2 separate regions of the Homo sapiens genome follow, and region 2 is linked to region 1. Evidence: read pairs that join two places in POLR2A ChIA-PET (ENCODE). Cell type or tissue: PC-9. All regions are shown on one strand. Links, peaks and the distances in the headings refer to the core of each region. The heading gives the core; the rest is flanking DNA.

What was found. ChIA-PET counts read pairs that join two places held together with the same protein. Peaks named below come from ENCODE experiments on the same cell type or tissue, not always from the same donor. Only the 100,000 strongest peaks of a DNase experiment are listed, where the experiment ranks them.
Region 2: POLR2A ChIA-PET joins it to region 1 with 47 read pairs; 9 of 35 experiments call an interaction of 5 or more read pairs at or near these places.

Annotation. Positions count from the first base shown.
Region 1 is chr10:102,255,435-102,266,262 of GRCh38, reverse strand. It overlaps GBF1 (golgi brefeldin A resistant guanine nucleotide exchange factor 1), which reads right to left. Exons shown (of 40, transcript NM_001377137.1): 2 at 7,229-7,334; 3 at 6,147-6,213. The coding sequence starts at 7,324. Among named protein-coding and RNA genes, the nearest start is that of GBF1, 15 kb to the right of the region's middle. In PC-9, for the core only: no CTCF peak of the experiment used is centred there; no DNase peak of the experiment used is centred there.
Region 2 is chr10:102,347,711-102,358,538 of GRCh38, reverse strand. It overlaps GBF1 (golgi brefeldin A resistant guanine nucleotide exchange factor 1), which reads right to left. Exons shown (of 40, transcript NM_001377137.1): 5 at 7,165-7,283; 6 at 6,588-6,696; 7 at 6,021-6,081; 8 at 4,885-4,939; 9 at 353-500; 10 at 1-33. LOC107984263 (a long non-coding RNA gene) reads left to right here and starts at 7,223. Exons shown (of 2, transcript XR_001747574.3): 1 at 7,223-7,337. In PC-9, for the core only: CTCF peaks have their summits at 6,046 and 6,246 (motif pointing right); no DNase peak of the experiment used is centred there.

The DNA.
Region 1 (10,828 bases), core at 1,527-9,526:
AAGACCACCTTAGTTTTTTTTTTTGAGACAGAGTATCGCTCTGTCACCCAGGCTGGAGTGCAGTGGCACGATCTCGGCTCACTGCAAGCTGCGCCTCCCAGGTTCAGGCCATTCTCCTGCCTCAGCCTCCCGAGTAGCTGGGACTACAGGCGCCTGCCACCATGCCCGACTAATTTTTTGTATTTTTTTAGTAGAGACGGGGTTTCACCGTGTTCGCCAGGATGGTCTCAATCTCCTGACCTCGTGATCTGCCCGCCTCGGCCTCCCAAAGTGCTGGGATTACAGGCGTGAGCCACCGCACCCGGCCCTCCACCTTAGTCTTACACTGAGAACCCCAGTCCTGATAACCAAAACTGGACATTAGGTCCTCAGAGCTAAAAAGACCTGGGACTAAATCTCCAAAGGCAAACTCCTCACCACCACACCCTCACACGCACATAGACACACGCACACCCTAAGAAGTCTTCCTCAAGCCCTGGCCCTGAAGGCTTTAAAGTAAGTCATTAAAAGATGATCCCATAAGAGAAGATTTTGGTTGTGATACTTTCTTTCATTCATTCATTCATTCATTCATTCATTGAAAGGGTCTCACTCTTGTCACTCAGGCTAGAGTACAGTGGCGCAATCATGGGTCACTGTAACCTCGAACTCCTGGGCTCAAGTGATCCTCTCGCCTCAGCCTAAGTAGCTGGAACTACAGTTGTACGCCACCATACCCAACTAATTTTTTTTATTTTTATTTTTGTAGAGATGGGGGGAATCTTGGTATGTTGCCCATGCTGGTCTCGAACTCCCAGCCTCAAGTAATCCTGCTGTCTTGGCCACCCAAAGTGCTAGATTACAGATGTGGGTCACTGCACCTAGCCTGGTTGTGATACTTTTAGACTGTTCCTCTCCTGTTTTAAACCAAAAATTTTCTGGAAAAGAATCTCTTTGTAATGATCTAAGTTTAAAGACCAAGGACAAAGACAGACTATATCTGGAGGCAAATGACTACAACCAAACACCACAACTCACAACTGACTATAGCCCTTTCCATAAAGCTATACTGGATGAAGGGAACTAAGGCTTGCAAGAATTTATCTAGTCTGGGAACAAAGAGATCAAAGACCACAGACCATATTGGCTAGAAGCATTCCCATAAACTGTCTACTCTTGTCAGATCTAAAACCAAGAGCAATATCAAGTATCCTGATATTTCACTTTCCCTTCCATGCCCCATCCCATGCCACAGATCCTACCACAAGGTCTAGCTGCGAGACTGAAGATAACTCCCATATGCAAGAGCCCCAAAAGATTCTTAGAAGAATAAAAGGAAATGTGTCTTTGGAATCTAAACCCATGGCAGGGCTTGGGCAGATGTAAGAGAGAGGCAGTGGCCCTTCTGCCCCTAAGGCCAGGACACCCCAGCCCTGCAGGCAGCACAGAGTTAACTACCCACCCGCTCTGAGAAGCACAAAGGTACATCACTGCAACATGCCTAACATTTACATTGCCTCTCTCTGCTCATTAAACAGGTTTTGGTTAAATAATGAACAAACTGTATTACAGACTCCAATGAGAATTCCAAAATTATAAATCAACTGGGAAAGCCCAAAGGGGCAGACAGACAGGGAGGGGGGAGAAGGATAATATTGACTAATATAAAGGGCGCAGCTTGACAGTGGATATTCCTGCCACACCTGATCAAACACACTCCGTGGGGGGAGGGGAAAGAGAGCAAGAGAGGGAAGATGGGACAAGACAGCCTGAAATTTGCATCCGGAAAAGATTAAAACGGATTCTTTGGGGATAGAGAAAATACATAATATATATTACTATAAATGCAAAACTGTACTAAAAGCTAACTCAAATGTCAAAGATTACAGTTTGAATAAATTTAAATATAAAAGCCATGTGCTTCCTTGAGTTAATGAGAGAGACATAAAAGGACAAACTGGGCCAGAAGCTGAACAGAGCCTTATGCTGCCTTTGCTGGGTAATGGGTCCAAAGCACAGCAGTGACTACAGAGACTTCCCTCCACAGTTCTGAGACCTGAGAAAAAACTGGCAAATCCATCACTTCTGCAGCCTACATTTGCCTCCTTTATAAACTGAGATATGATTCACATACTATAAAATTATCCTTTTCAAGTATACAATTCAGTGGTTTCTTGTATACTCACAAAGTTGTGCAACCATCGCTACTATCTAATTCTAGAACATTTTCATTACCCCAAAAAGGAACCCTGTAGCCATTAGCAGTCACTCTCCATACCCCCTCCCAGCCCCTGGTAACCACACATCTGTTTTAACTCCTTCAGAATAATCTAAAAGGAGTCCTGAGAGGACTTCAAGACCAAATGAGGGACAGCAGTCAAGTCTCTCTCACTGGTGGTAAGCTAAAGCTTTATCCAAAGTAACAGTATGCAAACTTTGCTCTTGGACACCCTTTTTCTTCCAAGAGCAACCCTCTTTTCAAATTTGGTATTATTAGAATATCTTATTACTCTAAATGCTATAGACCTTGTAGTCATCATACAGTTTAGGCAAATACTGACTGTAAATGTGGTCCAATGACATACATCTGTGAGAAAAACTAGTATGGACTTAGCCAACCTTACTGGAGAAAAGGACTTATTTCCTTCACAATAATGAGATAATATTCCTGGAGGAGTAGTGTAGGTAGTACTTATACATTTTAAAGATTCTTTCTACAAAAAGAGAAAAAAAAATCATTTTGGTTTACTGACAATGTCCAATGAACCACCCATTTCCAACAGTGATAGTCTTACCAATCAAGCCAGCAGAAAGCCTAGAAAAATGCAAACAGAAACCCTTTGCAAAAAAGGACCATGTCCAAGTCAGTTTCATGAGAAACTGGGTAGAAGTCCTAGAATTCCTGCTATCCCTCCTCCAATCTAAGTGGTACACCTTAACTGGTCATCTAACACAAGCACATTCCCTTCAGTTTTCTCTCCAAGTTAAAAACCCTTTCCCAGCCTCCTACCATTAATAAGCTTCCAGGAAAGCAGTCCTCCTGACACTGCCAATCAGAAAAATCTGTTTGTTTCCGTAAAAGAAACAAGAAATTAGTCATGGGTTGCAGAGTCCAGGACCACAGGGACAGCTGACCCATAAACCTGCTCCTGGGAGCCGGCACTGTGTGTGGGGTCAGAAGCAATATGAAGACCATAAATGCTCTATTTTAGGTCTATTCTGTCATTTTCTCAGGCAGGTAATATGCTAAAAACCAAGAACAATGTAGCAACCTTGGCAGGCACCATTTCAAGACATGCCACAGCTGTTGGCCTTGGAAAACACTACTCCCTTCCCTCTCACTCCAGGGGAAAGCTTAGCAACACCCAGAGATGTTCCTACCACCAATGAGAGAAATGGCTCCTGAACACACTCTGGTTTTACTAGTTCCAAGAGCAGATAATCTGGCTGGATTTCTGACCCAAGGACGTAAGGAAATCAGGCGTCAGACTCAACTTTGATAGCTCTTAAATAGTCTACAATTCCTAGACTGCATCATTCACCACAGGTATGGTCTCTGAGGTAAAATCTTGGGACATGTTAGCATGAAGAAAATAAGCATGGGATCTGGATTCAGTAGCAGGCAGGAAATGTGGCTCTGTCAGGATAGCAGCACCACCTCAGCTCCTCAAGGTTTGCAGAATGACCAAAAGGCCTACAAGGCCAGGGTGATCTCAGTCATTTTAGGGTATTCCCAGTCACTTATAACAACAATCCTTCACTGTGTATAAGATGTTTACCAAGTGTTTCCAATTATATTAACTTGTTTGATCCTCTTAATATCTCTTAAGAAGACAGTACTCTGAATTCAAAACCAAACAAAAAGAACTGTAAATCTCCATTCATTATATTTCCTTTCTAATTGGGATATGTAAGCTTTATCTGTAAAATTAAAAAAAAAAATCTGTGCAAGTAGCCAACATTCTAAAGCACTCAAGTACCAGTCGGTACAGGCCATAAAATAAGAACATGCCACCTAGTAGCAGCATTTGCCCTGCTAACTAGTCAACAATTGCCTCCTCTATACTTGATCCTTCTTAGCTAACATTTCCAAGCTGTTTCAATTGAGTGAAATTTGCTCCTTTAAAGAAAATATGGTTGGGAGGCCAAGGTGGGCGGATCACTTGAGGTCAGAAGTTCAACACCAGCCTGGCCAAAACGGTGAAACATCATCTCTACTAAAAATACAAAAATTAGCCAGGCATAGTGGCACACGCCTATAATCCCAGTTACTCAGGAGGCTGAGGCAGAAGACTTGCTTGAACCCAAGAAGCAGAAGTTACAGTGAGCTGAGATCACGCCACTGCACAAAAAGAAAATATGGGCTGAGCACGGTGGCTCACGTCTGTAATCCTAGCACTTTAGGAGGCCAAGGCAAGTGGATCATCTGAGGTCAGGAGTCTGAGACTAGCCTGGCCAACATGGTGAAACTCCGTCTCTAGTAAAAATACAAAAATTAGTCGGGTGTGGTGGTGCACGTCTGTAATCCCAGCTACTTGGGAGGCTGAGGCACGAAAATCGCTTGAATCTGGGAGACGGAAGTTGCAGTTGCAGTGAGCCGAGATCACACCACTGCACTCCAGCCTAGGCAACAGAGAGACACACTGTTTCAAAAAAAAAAAAAAAAAAGAAAGAAAGAAAGAAAATATGTAGGGAACTCTTAGATAACTTTAGCCCATGTTTAGGAAAGTAAAATAGATTTTTTCTCCAGATCTTCTCCCATATTTCTAATGAAAAGAAGAAATTTTCTTATTGTTTGTTTAATTTGCAGAAGCCTAAACACTATCCAATTACAGTCTGACATATGTCACTAGCCAAAAGCATTCCAGGGTTATACACTGCAGGAGCCCTTTGTGGTCAACAAAGGAACATAGCTCTGAGGCTGTCCCTTTCAGTCTGTATCTACATCCCCTTGGTTTTGACACTTTCCTCCTTTCCTGCCAGTGTATATGTGTGTGTGTGTGTGTATATATATACATAAAATAAACACACACACACACACACACACAAATATAAGGTACTTAATGTGTACATTCTCTTCTAATCACATGTACAGAAGCAATATAGAGCAAAGAGCCCTAAACCAGGCAACAGAGGCCTGAATTCTAGTTTTGACTCCACCTCTTAGGATTAGTGTGACCTCAGCTAAATCACTTTAAACTCCTCTGGGCTTTAACTTCTTTCACAAAAAGGGGACAATAGCTGCCATGCCTCCCTCACAGGGTTGTATAAAAGTTCAATAAGGTAATAAATGTGAAAATGGCTTTGAAAATTCTAAACATATGAATATATTATATAAGGTTACCGTGATTAGGAAAATAGGGGGCAAACAAAGGGACAAATGATTCTAGAACACATGAAGACTGAAAGATCATGAAGACTGAAACCAATGCAATAAACCAAGGATTGGAAAACTGCACCCATGGGCCAAATCTGGCTTGCAGATTCTTTTTTTTAAAGAAAATATAGGCCAGGCGCAGTGGCTCATTCCTGTAATCCCAGCACTTTCAGAGGCCGAGGCAGTGGATCACCTGAGGCCAGGAGTTTGAGACCAGCCTGGCCAACATGGTGAAACCCCGTCTCTACTAAAAATACAAAAATTAGGCAGGTGTGGTGGCACGCGCCTGTAATCCCAGCTACTTAGGAGGCTGAGGCAGGAGACTGGCTTAAACCCAGGAGGCAGAGGTTGCAGTGAGCTGAGTTCATGACACTGCACTCCAGCCTGGGCAACAGAGACTCTACCTCAAAAAAAAAAAAAAAAAAAAAAAGAAGAAAGGAAAATATAGGCCAGGCACAGTGGCTCAAGCCTGGAATCCCAACACTTTGAGAGGCCAAGACAGGAGGATTGCTTGAGCTCAGGCATTTGAAACCAGCCTGGGCAACATAGCAAGACCCTGTCTCTATGAAATAAACAAAAAGAAAATATATATTTCTCATTTATTTATATATTATCTATGGCTGCTTTTGAGCTACAAAGGCAGAGTTAAGTAGTTGCAGTTGTGTATGGCCCACAAAGCCTAAATTATTTACTATAAAGTCCTTTATACAAAAAGTTTGTCTATCCTTTCAATAAATCAAACACATATTTTTTACCAAGATTAGTAATCCACATACATATGGAGACTTACCTGTTATACTGTTTAAAACCTCCTTTAGATGACCGAAACTATGCAGCAGAGGATCCCGTTCTTCATCCTGTAGAACACATAGATTAAAGTAAGTCATTATTGGGCCAAAAGAGGAAAAGGAAAATAAAGGACAGATCAAGGGCTCTTTCTATGAATCCAATCAGAAAATCATTTAAGTTTTCCTTCTGAGGAAAAGAAAATTAGCCATAGTTCATATTTTTCTGTACCCTAATCTCTTATTTCGTAGAGATACTCTGGGCTTATACAAAATAGTGAATTCTTAAGTGCTAATCTATATCATCACCATAACACTCAAGCTACTACAGATTGCCAGGTCCTTTATATGTGTATTATTCTGTCTTCTCTCCCTTTTCATACCCACTATGTCATCATACATATTCATTTCAAAGATATTCCTGATGCCATGCTCACTTTTAAATCAATACATTTTTATGAAAGAACTTGAGAAATTTCCAAATGCACTTACCAACTATGTTCATATAAACTCCCAAGTTGGCAATTTCTAAACTTGCTTTTACAACTGGGCCAAAAATTGTTTTACACAATTCTACAAAAAAAAGTCCTCAAACATATATAGCAAAGAAAGCCAACTGTATAACAGGTAAGTTTCTTACTCATCTGATTGGTAAGATATGGCCTACTCTATATATGGAAGTTTGCTGAACCCCCAAGAAGGAGTACCATCACTAAGTCATGTTCTATGTATCAATAACTACCCTGATTTAAATAAATTTGATAGCTAATTATAGCCCTAAAGAATTAGAAAATAAAGAATCTTTCTGATACTTTTAGGCATACTAAAGAGGTCCCAAGCACAGGACTAGCTTAAGCTGTTTACAAAAATATTTAGAAGAAGAATGGTGTCATCTTTTGGGTCCCAGAGAAAAAAAGATAGCCTATATATCTGATGCTAGTTGGGATACAAAAAAACAAGATATCAAGAACAACTCTGAATTCCTACTATTCTCATTATTACTAGGAATTTGATTACTCTTTTAACCATGCCAACAGATCCCCTATAAAAACTTAGTGACCAGGCTATTTATCCATTTCCCACTTACCAGTGGTGTATGGGTGCTCCATCGGGCATTTCGTTTGATGGCCCCAACCACAATGTTAATCTCCCCTTGAATGATGTAAATATTCTTATCCACCATCTTGGCAAACCTACCAAAACAGTTAAGATAATAGTCTGGTTAATATTTGGTTACCCAAAGCATACCCAAGTTTAAAAATCAGTACCTGATAAGGTTAGAATTGTGATTTAACTTTTCAGTACCAAGATTTTCTTTCTTTCTTTCTTTTTTTTTTTTTTTTTTTTGAGGCAGAGTTTCACTCTTGTTGCCCAGGCTGGAGTGCAATGGCGTGATCCTGGCTCACCACAACCTCTGCCTCCCGAGTTCAAGCAATTCTCCTGCCTCAGCCTCCTGAGTAGCTGGGATTACAGGCATGCGCCACCATATCTGGCTAATTTTGTATTTTTTTTAGAAGAGACGGGGTTTCTCTGTGTTGGTCAGGCTGGTCTCGAGCTCCAGACCTCAGGTAATCCACCCGCCTGGGCCTCCCAAAGTGCTGGGATTACAGGCGTGAGCCACTGCACCTGGCCAGTACCAAAATTTTCTATACTCATAAAATCTGTTAGCCAGGTGCAGTGGCTCAGGCCTGTAATCCCAGCACTTTGAGAGGCAGAGGCAGGTGGATCACCTGAGGTCGGGAGCTCAAGACCAGCCTGACCAACATGGAGAAACCCTCTCTCCACTAAAAACACAAAAAATTAGCCAGGCGAGGTGGCGCATGCCTGTAATCTCAGCCACCCGGGAGGCTGAGATGGGAGAATTGCTTGGACCTGGGAGGCAGAGGTTGTGTGAGCCAAGATCGCCCCATTGCACTCCAGCCTGGGCAACAAGAGTGAAACTCCACCTCAAAAAAAAAAAAAAAAAAAAAATCTGTAATACTAAAATGAGATGAAGTCCATCTTATGTTATGAATCCAACTATCTGGCTCTCCTGGGGGTCTTTAGAAGTTCAAGGTAGTTCAAGATACAACTCAAAGCGAGTCAATCCAGAACATTTTTCAAAGGCACCTCAACAATCCTCAGGAAGCATGTCAAATTCTTCAAAGTCAATTGTTCCCAAAGTCCTATGATGCCTTTAAGTACACAGATACAACTGTAATGTCAGCTTGTTAAAAACAATATTTCTGGCCAGACATGGTGGCTCATGCCTATAATCCTAGCACTTTGGGAGGACGAGGCGGGAGGATTGCTTGAGCCCAGGAATTTAAGACCAGCCTGGGCAGCATATCGAGACACTCTCTCTCGCTCTCTCCTAAGTATATAGTCTTCCCTTTGTTCTTTTTAATCTACTCAATAAAAATTTAACTTGAATTTAAAGATTCAAGTTAAAGAAAAGAATAAAGGTTGTTGGAAGCATAGTGTTGGTTTAGAACCACAGTTGCAATGTCAGCGTAAAGGCTGCATCCAGACAAGGTGAAGTGGCTCACACCTGCAATCCCAGCACTTTGGGAATCCAAGGCAGGAGAATCAGTTCAGCCCAGGAGTTGAGACCAGCCTGGGCAAACAGTGAGACCCAGTCTCTACCAAAAAAACAAAACTAAAAAATTAGCCAGGCATGGTGGCATACACCTGTAGTTCTAGTTACTGGGGAGGCTGAGGCGGGAGGATCACTTGAGCTCAGGAGTTCGAGGCTGCAGTGAGCTATGACCCCACAACTGCACTCCAGCCTGGGTCACAGAGCAAGACACTATCTCTAAAAATATATAAATATAAATATAAACAAATGACTGCATCCAATCTGCCCAGTCAGCTCCAGAAAACTGGACAGTGACAGTGACAAGACCTTTGAAAAGTTCTGAAAACTCATATTAACTGACAGCAAGAAAGCATTAATATGATATGTAAATATAAAATAAAAGGTCTGTGCTAATATACCCAAACTTATAACCATAATTATTCCTAGAGAAGGTGCTGTGAAAACAGGGTGCAATCAGAGGATACTTGAGCCTTATCTGTAATCGTTTTGTCTTTTGGGGTTTTTTTGAGACAAGGTCTCACTCTGTCACCCAGGTTGGAGTCCTGTGGCACTGTCATGCCTCACTGCAGACTTGAACTCTTGGGCTCAAGCAATCCTCCTGCCTTAGCCTCCTGAGTAGCAGGGACTTCAGGCGCACACCACCAACCCAACTAATTTTTGTACTTTTTGTAGAGATGGGGTCTCACTTTGTTGCCCAGGCTGGATCTGTAATATTTTAACTTTTTACAAGAAGGTCGGGCACTGTGGCTCATGCCTGTAATCCCAGCACTTCAGGAGTGTCAAGGCAGGTAGATAACCTGAGCTCGAGACCAACCTGGCCAACATGGTGAAACCCATCTCCACTCAAAATACAAAAATTGGGCAGGTGTGGTGGAGGGCGCCTGTAATCCCAGCTACTCGAGTGGCTGAGGCAGAAGAATCGCTGGAACCTGGGAGGCAGAGGTTAAAGTGAGCCGAGATCATGCCACTGTACTCCATCCAGCCTGGGCAACAGAGCCAGACTCCATCCCAAAAAAAAAAAAATTTTTTTTTTTTACAAAGAGAATGTATTACTGTACTATCAATATAATTAAACATTAATAATGATAAGAGGTATATAATTTATGTCCTTGAGGCATTTATACAGTTTAGTGGAATAGATACAAAAACAGACACAGCCAGAGATAATAGAGAAAGAAATGTACCTAGCAAGTAGCTCAATTTGCATATTTTGCATAAGATGAGGCCCCCCAAGAAAGTGAAAAGCATGAAAACCACCATGATAAAGGAAAAAGAAACTGGTACAAATTTTGTCCAGGGGCCATGCGCAGTGGCTCACACCTGTAATCCCTAACACTTTGGAAGGCTGAGGTGGGCAGATCATTTGAGCCCAGGAGTTCGAGACCAGCCTTGGCAACATGGCGAACCCTGTCTCTATAAAAAATACAAAAATTAGCCAGGTGTGGTGGTGCACACCTGTAGTCCCAGTTGCCAGGGAGGCTGCGGTGGGAGGATTGCTTGAGGCCGGTAGATTGAGGCTGCGGTGAACCGCGTTCGTGCCACTGCACTCAAGCCTGGGCAACAGAGCGAGACTCTGTCTTAAAATAATAATAATAATGTGTCCATGCCCATGACAGCTCCCCAGTCCACAAGGGAATCCAACACAAGATTTATATTAATGACAATTTAAAAAACTAGGTTAATCTCAGAAGACTATCTGCTTTCCAAATGCTCTAGGAACACAACAACGTTCTCTTCTGAGAAGTGTCAATGATATGAATGTACAACCACGCTCTCTTCTGAGGAGGAGGAGAACTTAGAAATAGAAGAAAGATATATTCAAAAATGATTTAAAGTATCAGAAGAGAAAAGATTAAATCTTTCCTGGTATTTCCCTTTCCTTAAATTATGTAGGCAAGATGAATATGCTCTAGGTCTCTGGAAGGACTTGTAAGAAAATGCTAAGAGGTTACGGCCTCCAGGGAAAGAAACTGGATGACTATGGAACTGAGTGGTGGAGGAGTGAAAGGAAGACTAACTTTTCTCTGTATATTCTTTTTTACCTTTTGAATTTTGTGTCACAAACATATATTACCTATTAACTACTTTTAAATTTTAATCAGCTGATTG
Region 2 (10,828 bases), core at 982-8,981, 93 kb before region 1:
TGGGAGTGGGCACATCAATGAAGGGCATGCCACCTGCCAAGAAAAGTATGTGACGCTTGAAGGAGAAGAAAGAGGCTGTGGGCAAAACAAACCCTCTATGGTACTAGGGTCTCTGTTTCCCAGATTACATGCTTATCTTTGCATATATTGGTCTCTAAAGTTGTCAGAGAACAACCTTAAGTCACTGCATAGTTGCTGAATGGTCACACTCTGATTTGACCTGGAGTTTCCCTTTTTGTTCTCAGCGCCAAGACCAAAGCCCCTCAGTTGGTTGGTCTTCAATTTCAAAATCCCTAAGAGAGAAAGGAGCTCTTCTTTTGTCTAATCAGAGGAAGTAGTCCAGGGCACTCACCAGTGAGGTTAGATGATAAGGTGGTTCCATTGGGAGTGGGCAGCTCTGAACCTGGTGTGACTTTGGTCATATGGCGTGGGGGCCGAGGGGATCTCTTCTGTTTCTTCCATTTGGATGAATCACTCATGCCTCCGGCTCTCATTTTCAGCTGGAAATATCATACCCCATTAGCAATGGTATTCAAACTAAGACTCTATCCCTATTAATCTCCCTTCATTTAGTCCTACTGATCTCTAGAAAACAAGCTATACCCCATATCTTTGCTAAAGTAAGACTCTAGACCATCAGTTCACATTCCTACTCTTCTAACTTGGCTTCTACATTTACCACTTCACAGGTTGGCATGGCAGCCTCCATGTAGAAGGTGACATTCTGTTTCTGGGCTGGTCATTGGTAGGGCCAGTCCTCACACTTATCACTCTGCTTCTCTGGGTCCTGAGTGTTACATTAAGCAGGAAATCCCGAGCCCTATGGATGATGCATGACCCTCTTGCAGAAAGTGTAAGGGCAGGGTTTCCTTTGCCCTGACACTCAGTTCTACAGGTGCATGGTCTCTCGGCTTTCCTCCTCAACTAGCTTGTAGAGCAGCCTCCTACTTGTAGTTTTATCCAACTATAAGAGCCTATTCCTTCCTGTCCTGGTTTTCTTACTGGTATGTGAGCTGGGCCTAAGCCATAAACATATTTTTTTTTTTTTTTTTGAGATGGAGTCTAGCTTTGCCACCCAGGCTGGAGTGCAGTGGCACGATCTCAGCTCACTGCAACCTCTGCCTCCTGGGTTCAAGTGATTCTCCTGCCTCAGCCTCCTGAGTAAATGGGATTACAGGTGTGGACCACCACGCCTGGATAATTTTTGTATTTTTAGTAGAGACAGGGTTTCACTATGTTGGCCAGGCTAGTCTCTAACTCCTGACCTTAGGTGATCTGCCTGCCCCAGCCTCCCAAAGTGCTGGGATTACAGGTGTGAGCCACTGCACCCAGCTAACATATCTCTTACTCTCTGGAATTTCTGTATCAGATTGGTCAAAAGCTCATTCCTTGGAGTTAAGGAAGGAGTGGCCTCCCAGTTTCTTTGTGGAGTTCAGGATAGAAGGTCATGTCACGCTGCTGCTGTGCTCTCTGCTGCTCCCAATTTGTTATATCAATGAGACTACCTGTCCCTCTGGCCCTCTCACTATTGGTCTTTCCAGATGCAGTTTTATGTTGTCAGATGGTAAGGCCACTGATTCCTTGACTCCTTGCTCTGTTGCACTCCCCTCTTGCTGTATTTCTGTTCTTCCTATAGCTTACTTTTAGTGGCAAGGGACAATCTCTATCACCTGTTTGTTAACTATTCCCTAGGATCTGTGTTTTTATGTATTTCCTCCATTCTAAGTTCAAAGTTACTTTGTTTAGGCCCCATTTTTTTTTTTTTTTTTTTTGAGACAGAGTCTCACTGTGCCACCCAGGCTGGAGTGCAGTGGCGTGATCTTGGCTCACTGCAAGCTCCGCCTCCTGGGTTCACGCCATTCTCCTGCCTCAGTCTCCTGAGTAGCTGGGACTACAGGCGCCCGCCACCAAGCCTGGCTAATTCTTTTTGTATTTTTAGTAGAGACGGGGTTTCACCGTGCTAGCCAGGATGGTCTCGATCTCCTGACCTCGTGATCCGCCCGCCTTGGCCTCCCAAAGTACTGGGATTACAGGTGTGAGCCACTGTGCCCGGCCCAATTTGTTTTTTAAGCCCTGATGTTTTCTCAGTTGGGTTTGAACTCAGTCCCTCTACAAAGTCATTCTAAACTATTCCTAGACTGATAGACCATTCTTGGATTGGACCATTCCTGGATTGGGCAATGGCAACACTCTTCCAGAAACCATTAGAATGACTCTAAAGAGAGCAGAAGCACTTTTTCTCTCTGCCTCTTCCTAAAGGCTGAATATATCCTATTGTCCATGGCCTGTTCAATTCCTTTTGATAGTGAGGGATTGACTCCCTTCCTCAAGCTCCCCCAAGCTCTCAGAACCTGGGTAATCTTTGATTCCTTGCTTAGAAACCACACAATTCTTCCATTCCTACCCATAGCTCCTTCCAATAAAGATGAGGCTGAACAGCTGAGCCCTTCCTTCCCCCAGCTCTTAGTAACATAGCAACAGCCTCATACTGGATTTATACTTCTAGATGATCCATCTCCAAAATGCCTGCAGTCATATGCTTAGAACTGAGCTTCAGGCGTACTGACCGCTATAGCTAAGGAGGAAGCAAAAGGATTCTCTCCCCAGGAACCACTGGAGCTCAACTGGATCAAGTTCATAGTAAAAAATGTTATGGGAGAAGAGTCCGCCAAACATGCAAAAGGGCAAGAGGCCAAGAGATCAATGAGAGACCTCCTGGCTCTACTGGCAGTTATCATTGAGCTCCCAAAAGTACTAAGAACTGGATCTACTTTTATGAGGTAGCCTTTCTCTCCAGGAGGCTCCCCCATTTCAGGGACTCCAGGCAGTCCTACTTCCACTGAGAAGCCAGTCAGTCATTGAGATTCCTTCCCATACGAGGATCAGTTTTTCACGTTTCCTTCTCTATCTTCTGCAAAGCTTGCTCCAACCTGATCATTTCAATTAGTGTTCTCAGCCTGCTGGCTGGAGTAGGGGCCAAGAGGCTGCCAGTTCTCACGAATGCCTCAGCCCTTAAAAGGTATAGCTATTCTCCCTCTCCTAAGGTCTGAAGGTGTGGGGTGGGCAGTAGGTATTCATGGAATTCTACGCCACCTTATCTGTATGACTCTGTACTCCAAAGGACAGTGTAAGCTTTACAAAAAAGGAGCAGGTCCCAGGTTAATAATCATGGCAACATGCTGGATAGCCACTAATGAGAGCTGCAGCTTGAGACTGTGCAAGCACACAAATGAAATGACACAATGCATTCAAAGAGAACACGGGCCAATGGACTATCTAGCTAGGTGTACATACACAGAGTTTTTTACTTTCAGTGACCTGTATGTCCACAACCACACCTTCAGCATGCACACTCTTGTGATGGACAGCCCAGACAGCCCACACCTCCTTCTCTCCCCTTTCTTCCTAAGGCAGGTATATGCAGATTAGGGTAATCTTTAGCTTGGATCCCTCCCCTAAGCTCCCCTATACCTTGACTTTTAGAGGACAGAGGGCATCTTCACAGATCCCAAAGTATTCCCAGTGTCCTGGGCTATCCTGGCACCTGGCTTCTTTCCATCAATCTAGAGTTCTAATCCTTGGAATGACCTCTTTAATGGTAACCAAGAAAAAAAAAAAAAAAAAAGATCCCAACTAGATGGACTACCCTTTCCCTCCAAACCCAGTCCAGGTAATCCAGATAGAGCTGAGGACTGTGCTTAAGCTCTCTATGCCAGCTCTGAGACAAGGATAAGGTAGAAGGGGGAAGGGTCTTGCTTGAAGGTCCCTCACGGTTTCCCTAGAAATGGTAGATCTTAAGCCTCCCCACAAGGTAACAGCAGACCCCAGGCTTTCTAGGCTAACTATGTGATGTTCAAGTCTTCCTTCTCCTGTATCCAGGCAACCAGATGCCCCAGGAGAATTCCCAACACTGCAAAGCTACAATCACGTGCAACTCTTCCAAAGCCGTGCTGTGTTACTAGGGAGGAGTAAGTTGTGCTCTACACAATGGAAATGGGACCCAGGTGTTATATATAAAAAATAAACATTGAAAGAAATAAAAAGGGGAAGGGAAAGAGAGGGAGAGAGACCTTGAGGTTCTTAAAGAGTAGTACCCTCTCTAACTGGTTCAGGGCTTTGGTCTGCTCCCCACTACTTAGCTCCAGTTTGTTGAGGAGACATGGAGATATCTGCGAAAGACAGGCAAACGCACGATTTAACAGTGAAATAAACTCAGACACATACCAACAGGGAACAGGGCAGGAATGGGGATGGATGACAGGGGAGAGGAGAAGGTCAGGTGCATGCATCACACAGCTAAGGGTCATCTCCATAGGTAGACCCTCTTAGGGCTGCAAGCGGAATCCTCATCAGAGGCCCGTGAAGTCCAGGGCTTCAGTTCAAGATAGAAAGAAGCCATTCTTTTGACCACTATTCTTCTCCTAGCAGTTTAAGAACCCTTTGGTTCTTAACTTGACTAATCTCTTCAATACAGACTAGCACAAGCAAGAGCCCAGTCTAATTCAGCATTGAGGTAGGATTTGGGACATAGCCTCTCTAGGCCTTCTACCTGCGGATAAGGCTAAGTCTTGAGGGGATGGCAGGACTTTCATCTTTGTCAACAGACATTTTTAGCCAAGACTGATGGGTACCATGCAGTTTCCATGAAGAACTGGCTCACCAGCTTACATGGTGGTTCAAAGATAGGCCAGAGCAGAAAAGCTGAGGAAGGGATATATCTGGAAGAGAATACATTTCTCACGAAAGGAGTGAGAGCTACTTCTAGATTCCAAGCAGACCTGTTTAGGCAAAAGCATATCTTTGCTAAGCAAGGTTACCCCAAGGCACTGAAGTTGGGAGATTAAGGTTTGGATGAGGGACAGCAGATCAGCTCTCAGATCATACCTTCTTCATGTTGGTCCCCACATAGTTCTTGGGTTCTTCTTTAAACTGAGGTAACCTATAAGATAGAAAATCCATCAACTGTCATTAGGGATAATGACAAATGTCTCCCTCCATGCCAGCCACAAACCAAAGGTGCTCTGAGCCAGAGCATGCCCTGTGTCTTAGAAAAGGCTACAAAAGAGAAGCAGACTAATTTCATCCTTTTCAGAGCTTCATCAAAGAGCCACAGGAATCGGGGGATGTGTGACATGGACAAAAGGAGGTAGTTGTGAGAGCAAGGTAAGTGCCCTTGGAGTGTGGAGGCTCTTTTTATCCTGAGACTGATTCCTTCCTGCTTATATTTACTTGGCAAATACTGCTGCCAAGAGATGGGGGGAGGGCAGTCTATCAAAACCCTAGGAGAGTGGGCAAAAGAGAAGAATTAACAGGCAGGTTGAAGTTTTGAAACCAGTAAATTTGAGCCTGAGGAGCAAAAAATTCTTTGCAGCAGGATCCAAGGGCAGTCTAGTCTGTAGATAATAAGGATTATTATCTATAGATTTGAGAGCAAAAAGAAATCCCAGAGGAAGGTTTAAAGCCATTGCCTCAGCTCTTCTGTGAGTCTGTTGAAAGGAGGTGCAGGAAACAGGCCTAGTATGAAAAGGCCTCCTAGGCCCTAGGCTAAGGGCCTTACCAAAGGGTAACCAACCATCTTGGTTTGCCTGGGACTGAGGGGGGTTTGCCAGGATGCAGAACTTTTAGTGCTGAAATCAGGACAGTCCCAGGCAATTCACAATTGCTAGTCACCCTAATTTTGGCCCTCTCCCACAGAAATCATGATCCCTTGAGTTTGGCTTCCTCTCTGGGTTCCCTTTCCCAGCTGCTACCTGCACAGAAACAGACACAAATTTGGGAAGCAGAATGAGGTCTGCTGGCCTATATTAAATAACCCTCTGCCTCCCCGTGAGGCCAAATCAGCTCCCTCCTCCTTCTCCCTTGCTCAGTAACCCTGGGCCCAGAGAACTACCCCCCATCCATAATCCCAGTGGCCTCTGATGCGGCTGTGGGGTTGGCCAGGTCCCTGACGTGGCTGTGTGGAAGCAGGCAGACTCAAGAGGCCTGGGCAGCCGGGCTGAAGCAAACAGCAGCAGGTTTACCTTGTGAAGAGCAGCTGCACCATGTCTACGAGAGTGTGCTCTGCGGATTTTCTCAATAACTCTGCACAGGCAAAAACAAATAACACAGGTGTCATTACTTGCTGTGCTATTATCAAGAGGGTTCTCAGAGCAGACTCCCCTCCAAACCTTGTTTACCAAGGATTATGCCAAACTTATTAAAACCAGCTCCAGCTCAGCCTGGCAGCCAGAACTTCACTGGCCCACTAGGTGGCACTACTGAGTCAGGGAAAAAAGGGGAGGTATAGATGTGTTCTAGGGGGTTGCAGGTTGGTGTCAATCCCAGAAACCCCAAGAGAGGGTGATTTGGTGCCTGGGCTAAGTCAATCTGGGATCCATCCCAACTCCTGCCCTGGCATAATGGGCTGAGGTCTCTATTCTAGCTTCACAATAGCCAAGTACAGACATTTCTTCTAGACCCCTATGATCGCATGAGATAGATGATGGAGAAGTCCTGAATTTTCCATCTCTCTGGGAAGACAGCCTCCTGTATTCATACTCAGACACTGGCCCCAGGAATGGTGAAGGGGCTAATATCCAAGCACCTACCACTGAGCCTCATTTCAAAGCAGATCCGGAAGCAAGACTGCATAATCTCACACACAGATTCATTGGTTAGGTGGGCACCCACTGGGGTTAGCAGCAGAGTCCGTAGAACCTATCAGGAAGAAAAAGGAATTACTGTGATAAACAAGGTACTGAGAGGTACTCAAGGGTAAGAGAGAGGGGTTAGCAAGAATGCTGACCTCACCTCAGCTTGGTAGAGAGGTCTCCAAGAAGCTTGTCCTTGGAATTGTTTCTTCACTTTTTATGACCCTGACATATTTCAGAACTGATTCTAGCCCTAGCCCATGAGCCCAAGAGATGGACGGCACAAATACAGTCGGCCAGAGGTACAAGTGTATTTAAGGCTTCTGGTATTTGACATCACTTCATATAAAGCTTTTACTGATTTTCCTTAGAAAAAGCTTTTACTTTGGGTACCCCAGCTGCTTGTCTGGAAACAAAGTAGCTCCCCTAAGCCCCAGTGGAGTCAAAACACAGTTTCATGCTGTGGGCAGAGTAAGTAGAGTCTGCGGCACCAGCCCCTGGCCATTAGCCTAATTGCTATTTCCCTCTCGCTTACCTGAAGGATTTTCATCAGGACAACTTCATCACTGGCAGGATCCGTGCCCACAAAACGAGCATGGGTGACAGCATCTGCCATGTTCTCCATGCCCTCTGCTGTGCCCTCATGGGTGGGATCTGCTCCAGCGAAAAAGGAAAGATTAAGTGATGTGGAGAGGAGAGAGATAAAAGGTAAGGCAGCCTGTCTAGCTTTGAGAGACAGTTTTTCCTCTTCAGTTCCCTAACCCGTGGCTCCTTGAGCTACCTGAGAATTTTTGCCCACAACTGATTTTTTTTTTTTTTTTTTGAGACAGAGTCTCACTTTGTGGCCCAGGCTGGAGTGCAATGACGTGATCTCAGCTTACTGCAACCTCCGCCTCTTGGGTTCAAGCGATTTTCCTGCCTTAGCCTCCCGAGTAGCTGGCATTACAGGCGCCCACCACCATGCCCAGCTAATTTTTTTTGTACTTTTAGTAGAGATGGGGTTTTGCCATGTTGGCTAGGCTGGTCTTGAACTCCTGACCTCAGGTGATCCACCTGCCTCGGCCTCCCAAAGTGCTGGGATTACAGATGTGAGCCACTGCACCCGGCCCCATAACTGGTTTTAATGAGCTCCTCAACACAAAATCCACTGGGTAAAACTGTGGTTCTCAATTGCTGGACCCATACCACAAAGTTTTGATTTTGTATGCCCAGAGTGGGGCCTGAGAATTTGTGTTTCTAACAAGACCCCAGTTGAAGTTAAACACCACCGAGCAGGGGACCATACTCTGGGAATCACTAGTATAAATCTACTAATTTCATAGACGAGGGGCCTGGAAACAAGAGTTTTTGACTCAGAACAAGAACCAGGTAGGGCCAAAGCTTGTGGCCTTTTCTCCTTTCATCTTTCAACACAGCTTCTCTCTCTGGTTGCTTTTGGAGTTTTGTGTTCAGGCGCAACTGAATTAGGGGAGCAGGAGGAGGAAATGAACACTCACTGCCGCCAATACTCATATCTGAGTGCCACATTACAGCAGATTGAAGACTTTTTTTTTTTTTTTGGAGATGGAGTTTCGCTCTTGTTGGCAGGCTGGAGTGCTATGGTGAGATCCTGGCTCACTGCAACCTCCGTCTCCTAGGTTCAAGCGATTCTCCTGCCTGAGGCTTCCCGAGTAGCTGGGATTACAGGCATGCGCCGCCACGCCTGGCTAATTTTGTATTTTTAGTAGAGACAGGGTTTCTCCATGTTGGTCAGGCTGGTCTCGAACTCCCGACCTCAGGTATCTGCCAGCCTCGGCCTCCCAAAGTGCTGGGATTACAGGTGTGAGCTACCATGCCTGGCCCAAAGACCTCTTCTTTAGTTTCATTCTTATTTAAAATAATATGACGACGAGCAAGAATCCTGTTTCCAGCTTAACAGGCATTAGGAGAGAAAAAAGATAAACTAAACAGGACTGGAGGCTGACTAGCTGGGGGGTAGGCAGGAGGGAGAATTTCAGCTGTACAGAATAAGAGGGGAGAAGCTAGAGGTCAGACAACCGGCACCACGCTGGAAATGAACACAAATGCTATTAAGCAGGGAACTCAGCTCCCATTCATGTATTAAATAGCCACGAGAAATAGCCAAATAAGTTGTCACCATCAAGGGTCTTGCCTAGCTCCTGCCCTAGGTCTGCTCTGAAGGATCCTTTCCAGAGCTGTTTAGTTCTAAAGGGGGAGCCTAAGTAGGGGGAAAGGGCAGGCATATGAAAAAGCTTTGTGAGTGACAGAGAAAGTTGCTCCAGAGGTGGCATGGTGTAATGCAGGAACACCCCCTAATTTTAGTCACAGGAATTATAAGATTGTTGTTATTTTTTCTCTCTCTTTCTTTTGAATTGAGACAGAGTCTCACTCTGTCATCCAGGCCAGATGGAGTCCAGTGGCATGATCTCGGATCACTGCAACCTCTGCCTCCTGGGTTCAAGCAATTCTCCTGCCTCAGCCTCCTGAGTAGCTGGGATTACAGGTGCCTGCCACCACACCCAGCAATTTTTGTATTTTTAGTAGAGATGGGGTTTCACCATGTTGGCCAGGCTGGTCACAAACTCCTGACCTCAGGTGATTCACCCACCTTGGCCTCCCAAAGTACTGGGATTACAGGCTTGGGCCACTGTGCCCAGCCCATTTTCTCTTTCTTGGTACCTGAAATCAGAGAGTTCCTGAGCCTAAAGCTCAGGGGATGGCTGAGAACCTAAACTTTTTTTTTTCTTTTTTTGTTTTTAAATAGACAGGGTCTTGCTCTATCGCCCAGGCTGGGGTGCAGTGGTGCAATCATGGCTCACTGCTGCCTCGACCTCTGGGGCTCAAGTGATCCTCCTACCTAAGCCTCCTTAGTAGCTAGGACTACAGATGTGTGCTAACATGCCAGGAGAATTTTTGTATTTTTTATAGACATGGGGTTTCCCCATATTGTCCAGGCTGGTCTTGAACTCCTGGGCTCAAGTGATCTGCCTGCCTGGACCCCCAAAGTGCTGGGATTACAGGTGTGAGCCACTGTGCCTGGCCCCCAAACATTTCTCTTGCAATGATAAGCCAGAAGTCTTTTACTAATTGTGAATGTTTCCTCTTTTTCTTCTGTCCTCATTAGCCTCCGACACCACATCAAGACTTTCTTTGTCCTATTTACAGTGTCCTTCTACTCAGCACTGGGAGTAGTTACTTTAGAGGTCATGCAGAAGGAAGCCAGTTTCATGACATATAATAAAATGGGGTGACCCAGCTCCTCCTATCACACCACCTCTCCACGTTTCTCCCGATCAGCACAAAAAAATCCCATACTCTCAGGGCCTCTATCTCATAGCCCTGCCTGACAGTCCCTACCCAGGCCACCAGGGCCCACATAGGAAACCCAGGTCCTTCTCAGTGTTGTGTAGCATTTCAGAGATAAGTGAATAGTAGCCTTGTTCCCATCTCACAAGGCTCCTGGGGATCCATTTCTTCCTCTCTTTCAGTAATCTCTCTTGTTAAGGTGTCTTTTAAATTATTACTTTGAATCAGACACTCCTTCCATCCCCCAACCAGAATAGATTCAGAGAGACTCCATTAATGGGGTTTAAGCTCTACTGATCTCTTTGTAGTTCTTGTCCCCTGAGGTTGAATGAAGTAGCAAAGTTAATTTTCTAAACAGGCAGTTATGGGCTGGGCACGGTGGCTCATGCCTGTAATCCCAGCATTTTGGGAGGCTGAGGTGGGCAGATTGCCGGAGCTCAGGAGTTCGAGACCAGCCTGGCCAATACAGCGAGACCCCATCTCTACTAAAAATACAAAAATTAGCCGGGCGTGGTGGTGCATGCCTGTGGTCCCAGCTACTTGGGAGGCTGAGGCATGAGAATTGCTTGAACTCAGGAAATGGAGGTTGCAGTGAGCCAAGATCACACCAGTGCACTCCAACCTGGGCAACAGAGCGAACTGTCTCAATAAAAACCAATAAAAAATAAAAATAAAAAGGCAGACTAGAGTGACAGGTCTTTGACAAGAACCATAGGCAAGGCTTGCTAGCAACCCATGAAATCCATGGCACAAAAATTCTGGTCTGGCAGCTGTATGGGGCCAAACAAAAGGCTAGTCCTTGGAGGATCTAAAATAATCCCTGAAACCTTGGATCATAGGAGCAAGAGACAGGAGTTTTCTTCTAGAAGAGCAGCCTAAACCCTTCTTTAAAA